Linked DNA regions of Homo sapiens: region 2 is linked to region 1. The links are chromatin loops, found by intact Hi-C in ENCODE. Cell type or tissue: ascending aorta. All regions are shown on one strand. Links, peaks and the distances in the headings refer to the core of each region. The heading gives the core; the rest is flanking DNA. Region 1 has its middle 160 kb from the start of RIMS1. Region 2 has its middle 7.3 kb from the start of MIR30C2.

Evidence for each region. A loop is a pair of places that touch in the nucleus more often than their neighbours do. Peaks named below come from ENCODE experiments on the same cell type or tissue, not always from the same donor. Only the 100,000 strongest peaks of a DNase experiment are listed, where the experiment ranks them.
Region 2: it touches region 1 in a loop (2.8-fold over the local background); 1 of 110 quality-filtered maps calls a loop at or near these places.

What each region holds. Positions count from the first base shown.
Region 1 is chr6:71,719,412-71,723,822 of GRCh38, reverse strand. No RefSeq gene overlaps it. Among named protein-coding and RNA genes, the nearest start is that of RIMS1, 160 kb to the left of the region's middle. In ascending aorta, for the core only: no CTCF peak of the experiment used is centred there; a DNase peak (open chromatin) is centred at 2,002; H3K27ac peaks cover 3,251 bases.
Region 2 is chr6:71,382,088-71,386,498 of GRCh38, reverse strand. No RefSeq gene overlaps it. Among named protein-coding and RNA genes, the nearest start is that of MIR30C2, 7.3 kb to the right of the region's middle. In ascending aorta, for the core only: a CTCF peak has its summit at 2,394 (motif pointing left); no DNase peak of the experiment used is centred there.

The DNA.
Region 1 (4,411 bases), core at 130-4,129:
GACACAAATTATCTAGAGAAAGTTGCTGCCTGGATAGCTTAATAAACCAAGTAATTGAAAAGATTAGTTAACAGCTTTTAATCTTACGAAAATTTCTGGTGTAGCAGACAAATGTGGAAAAAGGGAATATTGAATTACTCATCAAGATTTTCTTATTTTATTTTAGAAGTCTCTTAGGGCTTTGGATAGCCTAGATTATAGCTGCTTCTTTGTGCCAAGCCTTACTCACTCTTCCAATGATGAGGTCCAGGGCTTGCTACCCTAAAATAGCTGAAGCTGAGGAATTTGAGAAAACCACAAGGTAGAAAGTTCATTCTCATCTTCCTCTACCCTCTTCTTGTAAAACAGGTCGTAACACCTAGGAAGGTTTTTCTGACCTTCCCCTAAAGCAAGTCATAAGACCCTCTTGTGAGAAATGCTCTCCCTATATCCAGAGGAAAGGACCATCCTTATCTTTGAAGATGAAAGGACACAGAGAGGAATCTGAACAAACAGGCTTTTCTAAATTTCCCCTAGTTTCCATTAGATTATATCCCCTTTATTCCATCTTATTTCTCCACGGTGGTCCACTCTTCAAACCTTCAATAAAATACAGTCATGTTTAACTGTTGCTTTGAGTCTTTATTTCCTTATGAAGGCTCCTGTATCACATACAAATTTGTATATTATATACAAATTAAATAAATCGGTATGCTATTCTTTTGCCAATCTGTCTTTTGTTATAGGGGCCTCAGCTATGAACCTAGGATAGATGAAGGAAAGATGTTTATCCTCTCCTACACTGACATTCATTTACCTTGAAGGAAAATTGCCTACACAAGTTTTAGAGCAGTTCATGTCAGTTACATGTTCATGCCACGCCCCCTGTGCTAATAGAAAGTGATTAGAAGTAGTATGGCTCTGTTGAAAAGAAGCACTTTTTAAACCCTGGGACACTTGGGTTAAGGTGCACCATAAGTCCGTCCCAGCCAGCAGGAAGGAATGTTGAAGGGAAGAGTTTAGACTATTTTATAATCACTCAGGTTTAGAGGGGAAGCAAAAGTTTTTGGCCATTTCATAAATATTTTATTATTTGGAAACTTCATGGTCAAAATACAAGCAACATGATCTTGCTTAAACAGAAGAGTCAATAACCGACCTTTGAGGTCTCCGTTGTGAAGAGTAAAAGGGCACAGGATTATGGGCCTTCTATTTAGTTAATAGGTGTCAACAAAGGTGATTACTTTTCATATACTATAACTTTGTTTACATAAGACAGGAAATGTGTTACCATTTATAGTGTTTATGTATGAGTCTGTGCTAAGGGCTTTAAGTATATTAATACTAGCAGCTGTATTAAAAGAGGTCTCTCTATAGTTGTCAGGTAAAGTACAGAATGGCCAGTTAGATTTGAATTTCAAATGAACATTCAACACTTTTTACACAAGCATATCCCAAATTTTGTCTGAAACATACTTATACTGAAAAAAAAAATCCATTGTTTATCTGAAACTCAAATTTAACTGGTTTTTCTATATCCTTATTTGCTAAATCTAATAACCCTAAATCTTAGCCCTTATAGGTTAAAGTCAAAATATGGAAGAATTGGGTTCATAGTCATTCAGAGGCAGAAACCAGACTTTCTAAGTACACAAATAATGGATCTATTGCTCAGTCACATTAACCAAATACATAAAGTTCTATTTAATTACAGTAAAAAAACAACAGGTTGCTAAATACCCAGGTTAGCATGATAGACCCACACAATCTCTGTAAGCACATCTATATCATACTGAGATCAGGTACAATTGGTTTTCAAGTACAAGAAGCTCATTGGAATGTGTGAATGTTTTATGGTTTAAGACTAAAACAGGCTAAAGTATTAATCACACAGTTGGAAACTTGGCAATGGGAACTTAATATTTAAAAAAATCTACTGGCTCAAATTTCCTGTTTCCCAAAAGTACCCAGATGGGTTCTGCTAATATTTGTCTCTGTGACTCCTTTTCCTAAGCTCCCATGGGCTGTCCAACCCCCTACCTTGGAGTGACACATCCTTCCGTTAGCTGTATTAATAGCTCCAGTCATATTACATCAACTCCTGCTGCTAGAAGAGACTGTTTTTATCCATTATGTGATGATTTTAAAGTTTAACTCTCAAAAGGCAATCATATTTCTTTCACTTCCAAATTCTTAAAGAACATTTCACTGAACTCCTCATGTATTTACTGTACTGACTTGAGAGGTAGATTTTCTATAATACTATTTTCTCTTAATAAGGGAAATGCTGATCATCTTTTGTTTCAAGCCAAGTGTTTATCTGTATCTCATTTAATGCTCACTAAAAATCTTGGGAGAAACAGAGCACAGTATAGAGTAGCAGAACAGTGTCTAAATATAGGTCTGTCTTGGAATCTACTATATCACTATAGCACTAGTTCCCACTTTTAAGTAAAATGTTTACTATGGAATATCATGTAAAAGAAAAAAAAAGATAAAACAAAGCTGGACAAATTTAGCTTCTCCTGTGGCTGAAGTATTCTAGAAGACATAAATAAACCATGGCTGGTGACCACTATGATACTATAAAGAAATGAGCACCAGCTTTGGAGTACTAAAGATCTCGATTAGAATCATACCTCCATCACTGGGGTGAGGGTAGTAGTCAAAGAGATCAATGTGGACATTGTTATGGGCTAAATTGTGTCCCCCAACAAAATGCATAATTTGACATCCTAACTCATAGTACTTCAGAATGTGACTGTGGAGATACAGTCTTTAAAAAGGTAATTAAGTTAAAATGAAATTATTCATGTGGGCCCTAATCTGACTAGTGTCCTTTCAAGAAGAGGAAATTAGGACAGCCAACTGAAAACCCGAGGAAGGCCCCAGAAGAAATAAACCCTGCCAACACCTTGATCTCAGACTTCTGAACTTTAGAACTGTGAGAAAATAACCCACCCAGTCTGCGGTACTTTTTTATGGCAGCCCTAGCAAACATTTCTTAACAGCTTAGATCCTAGTTTTTTTTATTTTTTTAAAGGCGTAATCCCCATGGGCTTGATGTGATCATTCAATAATTAAGTGCCTAGCATGATGCTTTGAAAAATGAATTTGCTCAAGGAATATAAGAACTATATTTTTCACTTAAGCTCACAACATGAACTGGCATATTTATTAATTATCCTTGGCAAATTCATTAAGGATCCGTTAGGTGCAAATACACAAATCAATATCACATTCCCAGTGTTTTTCTTCTGATGGAAGATGGGAGGGCAGTATTTGTTATCCCCAATGAGTGCTTTATACACTGTATTTTCTTGATTCTGCAATGCATATTTTAAAGCACCCTTTTTATTTTAGAACAGTTTTAGATTTGCAGAAAAATTGCAAAGATAGTGCAGAGTTCCCATCTCCCCCAAACCCCATTTTACCTATTATTAACAGCTTACATTAGTGTGGTACATTTGTTACAATTAATTATTAACAATGATACATTATTAACTAAAATTCATACTTTATTCAGATTTCCTCACCATTTACCTAATGTGATTTTTCTCCTCCAGAATCCCATACAGCATACCATATTACATTTAGTGATCCTGTATCCTTAGGCTCTTCTTGACTGTTAATTTCTCAGGCTTTCCTTGTCTTTGAGAGTTTTGAGGAGTACGGGTCAGGTATATCATAAGATGCCCTTCTATTGGGGTTTGCTGCTGTTTTCTTAATGAAACTGAAAGTTAATGAAACTTAATGAAACTGAAGTTATGGCTTTGGGGAAGGAAGACCACAGAGGTAAAGTGTCATTTTCATCACATCATATTAAGGGTATGTACTATCAACATGACATATCACTGTTGATGCTGACTTCGATTACCTGGCTGAGGTAGTGTTTGTCAAGTTTCTCTACTACAAAGTTTTTTACTCCTTTCTATGCAGTACTTCTTTGAAGGAAGTCCCTATGCACAGTCCACACTTAAGAAGTAGAGAGAGGCTGAAGCGGGTGGGTCACTTGTGGCCAGGAGTTCAAGACCAGCCTGGCCAAAGCAGTGAAACCCTGTCTCTATTAAAAATACACAAATTAGCCGGGCGTGCTGCTGCACACCTGTAATTCCAGCTACTTGGGAGTCTCACTTTGTCATCCAGGCTCCTTGAGTGCAGTGAGCTGAGATCGTGCCACTGCACTCAAGCAGCCTGGATGACAAAGTGAGACTTGGTCTAAAAGAAACAAACAAACCGAAAACAGTAGAGAGTTATGTGCTACCTCCTTGATGGCAGAGTACCTACATAAATTACTTGGAATTTTCCTGCAAGGCATATTTCTCTATTCTCCCCAATTTATTTATTCAATTATTTATATAAGTGTGGACTTACAGATATTTATTTTATACTTTGGGCCATGATACAGTATTATTAGTTTGGTGCAAATGTT
Region 2 (4,411 bases), core at 321-4,320, 340 kb after region 1:
TTTTTACCTGTTACCTCCCAGTACCTGTCCATTTTTGTGCAAATGTAATCATGTGGGTATGCTGAAAGTAGTAGTTTGTGCTTTTTAAAAAAACGTATACTATACATAGACATCATATTAATCACTTAAATGACTGTATTATATCCACATACCACGTTGTATCAAATTACTGTTAAAATTGTTTTCATTTTGATGACTAATACTTCCATATAGCATTTTGGTTTCTATCACTTTATTTCCTTATGATAAATTACCTTAAGCAATGTCACCAAATCAAAAGCAGTGAAGCTAATAAAATTCCATTTACTGCAGCCGTGCCTACACTGTCTATATTATATATTAAATGTTGCTAATGTAGTAGTTGCAAAATGCTAACAAAAAATTCATCGGCTTGAATTTTTAATTACAAAAAAGTAGTTACCTCTATATTTTATTTGAATTTCTTCTTCAGAGATATATCACATAGCCCTGGAAGGGAAGCAGAGATTCTTGATTTCATTTTTGCATATTCAAATGTTGATAGACAAGGATTGATAAAGACATTGCATGATCCCCAGAGAATTAACTTGAAATCCTATATAATTCCCCATGAAGTCATAAGAGGCTGTGGAATAGTCAGATACATCTGAGCCTTGCCTACTTTTAAAATATCAATCAATGTTAATATCAAGCTTTTAGAACCAAAATGTACTTCCTTTCATTTATACTTTCTCTATGTTGTGCATGTTTACATAGATGCTGGAAAAAGTAAATCTGAGTTTAGATCTAACTCTTGGGTGAGTTTGAGCAAGTTTAAGTGTCAGCTTCCTCTTCTGTGTGGAGTTATTTGCAGTGTTAGGATAATTAGCACTTTGCACAGTGCTTGGAACATGGAAAGCACTGAAAAATGTTAGCTATTAATATTATGAAAGCCTGATTAATCATTAATCCAGAACTGTTTTAGCATGTGGTTTATTCAGGTAATTCAATGGAAGAACTATTTTTACATTTTAATTAGTACATTTTCTTTTTCTAACTATTTGGAGAATTTATAATATTCAGTTTTAACAGTAACTGATGGAATTACAGCTGTAAACATGTTGTACCAGCTGTGTTTTCTGAAGCAAATCTAAGTGATAAAAGCATGTTATCATCACCAAGTACATATAATCCTTACCCACATGGAGGAGTGTGCAGTTGGTAGTATAATGTGGTAAACATGATTTTTGCCCATTATGACCTTGTAAACCTATAAGGCAACACAATGACCAAGATAGAGACAGTTGCTGTTTCACAAGTCGACAATGGATAATTGTAGGAGACTCCACTTTTAATGAGAAGCAAACTATCATAATGGAAAATAGCCAGATAGATTAAAGCTTAAGCCATTGAGGTTGAATGGTGTACCTCTTATGGATAGCATATAGTTGTGTCTAGCTTTTATATACAGCTTGGCCCCAACAGGACTTTTCATTAGAGTGTTTAGTCCACTTACATTTACTGTAATTAGTGATCTAGCTGAATTTAGTTCTGCCACTTTACTGTTTGTTTTCTATTTTTCTCATATATTGCTTGTTCCTCAGTCCTTCTTTTCCTGATTTCTTTTACGTTAAATGTTTATTTTACCATTTTAATTCTGTTGTCTTTTTAAAGCTACATTTCTTTGCATTCTTCTTATAATGATTACTATAGGGACTATAATATGTGTATTTAATTTATCACAATGAAAACTATTTGCGAATTAACCTTGGTTTTACATATATAAATCTTGCAACACTAAAGTTCTGCTTACCTCCCGTCTATCCTTTGGTGCTATAGTTGCCATATACATTACATCTATATTTTTTAAAACACAAAATGCAGTGCTACAAGTTTGTCTTTAAGAAACTAAGAACAGTATGAAAAGGATGTTAAAATATCTGGGTAGTTATTAAAATAAATTATCTCTAAAATGAATTTTGTAATCTATTATTATAATTTTACTAGTTAGAATTTTCAATTGTTATTTTTTATATCTTTAAGAGGTGAACCGAGTATAGAGTATAGAACAAGAAAAATGTCAGGCAGTCAGCTGGACTCACTTGTTCCCTGGACGAATCTGTTTCAGTTAAATGACAGATCACCATAATCATATGGACCTTCAGGTTTTCCCACCAAAAGGCCAAACTGAAAATACGAAATTCCTGACCCATAAATATCTTACTGCATTGTAAATCATTTAGCATTCATTAATCACTATTTACAATTTTTTAAAAAAAATAAGGCTTGTGCCTTTTCTCATCTGTTTAGAATATTCAGTTTAGTAACTGTATGGCAACGTAAGTTACTGACAGGGAAAGCCTTGTAAGACAGTACTCATTTACTTAAAATGTGGAGTTTTTGCATTTCTTTACAATTGAATGGAAAAATTACCAGCAGTGCTTTGGGTTATAGTGACACCTGGTGGTACGGTTTGAGGTTTTAAAAAAATTCTTTTTAAATTTGTTACTCTTTTTTTTTTCTAGACCATTTTTTGTAAGGAATCATTTTATCAACTAGGATGACAAGAGGCCTCTCCCATCCTGGTTGCACATCACTTTCTATAACAGAGAGACATGGGCCAGAAGCCCTGATGGAGAAAGCAGCCAATGTCCCTTACATTTCCACCTTTGGCTTGAAAAAAAGATCTGTGCACTAAATACAGGGAAAAAAAAATGAAGTTAGGCTGGAAGAAGAAAGACATTGTTACATGGTAAAATTGGAAAGATTCATACCAACAGTACGGGATAAAGCAGGGGTCCCCAGCCCCTGGGCCACGGAACTGGACTGGTCCAGGGCCTGTTAGGAACTGGACTGCCCAGCAGGAGGTGAGTGGTAGGAAATGAGCATCACAGCCTGAGCTCCGCCTCCTGTCAGATCAGTGGTGGCATTACATTCTCATAGGAGTGCCAACCCTATTGTGAACTGCACATGTGAGGGATCTAGGTTGCCCGCTCCTTAAGAGAATGTAACTAATGCTTGATGATCTGAGGTGGAATAGTTTCATCCTGAAACCATACCCCCACTAAGCCCCCGCATCCATGAAAAAATTGTTTTCCATGAAACTGGTCCCTGCTGCCAAAAAGGCTGGGGACCGGTGGTATAAAGTACGTCTGAGAATGTATACTTACTGAGAATGTACCTTTATACCCTGTAAGATACCATAGTGTTTTATCATTTTATAAAAGCTGAGGCTCAGAGAGGGTTCTAAGAGTACTCAAGGTCACAAAGTTAATCAACTGTCTAGGGAAGCTAGAATTTCAAGTGAACCCTATCTCTAATTTGGCTCAAGAAAGAATTTAAATTTAAATGACCAGATGTAATTTTCAAATTTGTATACATGTTACATGAGTACATTCTCCTTTTAAAATATTGCCAATAAGGTTGAAATCATCTTTGATACCCAAGTTCTAGTCCCATCCCCTCCTCTTTTCTCCAGTGGTGACTCACACTATCGTTTCCAGATATCCCTCCCTGTCACACACGCGTGCACATATACTGTGTTAAATACAGAGATGGGTGGTCGCTTACCTGTGTGTTTGATACATAATAGTATTTGGTCAAAGTAACTTTTATACTGGTAAAACCTCTTCATTGGAACAATAATGCCTCATCAAAATCTGAACTCATACCACTAAGTATTATTATAATAATTTGGTATTCTATAGCAGTAACAGTTATTTCCAAAGACATTCCAATATGCCTGTAGTAAATATTCTAGATTTAATTAAAATATTGGCAGGACTACCGTTTTCCAGATTAAATTAAAAAGCAATTATTAGCATTGCAGATTAAGTTTTTAAATGAATATTTCAATTCAGCGACACTGGCTAGAATATCTTCTGTTTTGTCACAGTGTCACAGATCCCATCACCATCACTGTAAACTAAAATTAGCTAACTTTTAAACATAAGACCCACAATTATTTATTATAGCCCAAAATATCAGAATGTTCTTTAGCTTATAACCTTGCTCATAGAATATACTGGGGAAAGGACTCCAAAAATTGTCTATAAGAAAATCTTGGTTTTTTTTTTTTAAATCACTTTCATTGGAAATCCAACTGTAAACTCATATTGTTAAAAAAGTTCCCATAATGTTAATTTTTTTGGAAATTTGCACACTTAAAAGGAAACTAATATTGATAGGCAGCTGAAAAATATATATATTCACATATATATTTTGAATATATATTCATATATTTTCATATATATGAATGTCATATATTTTCATATATATGAATGTCATATATTTTCATATATATGAATGTCATATATATTTTCATATATATGAATGTCATATATATTTTCATATATATGAATGTCATATATATTTTCATATATATGAATGTCATATATATTTTCATATATATGAATGTCATATATATTTTCATATATATGAATGTCATATATAT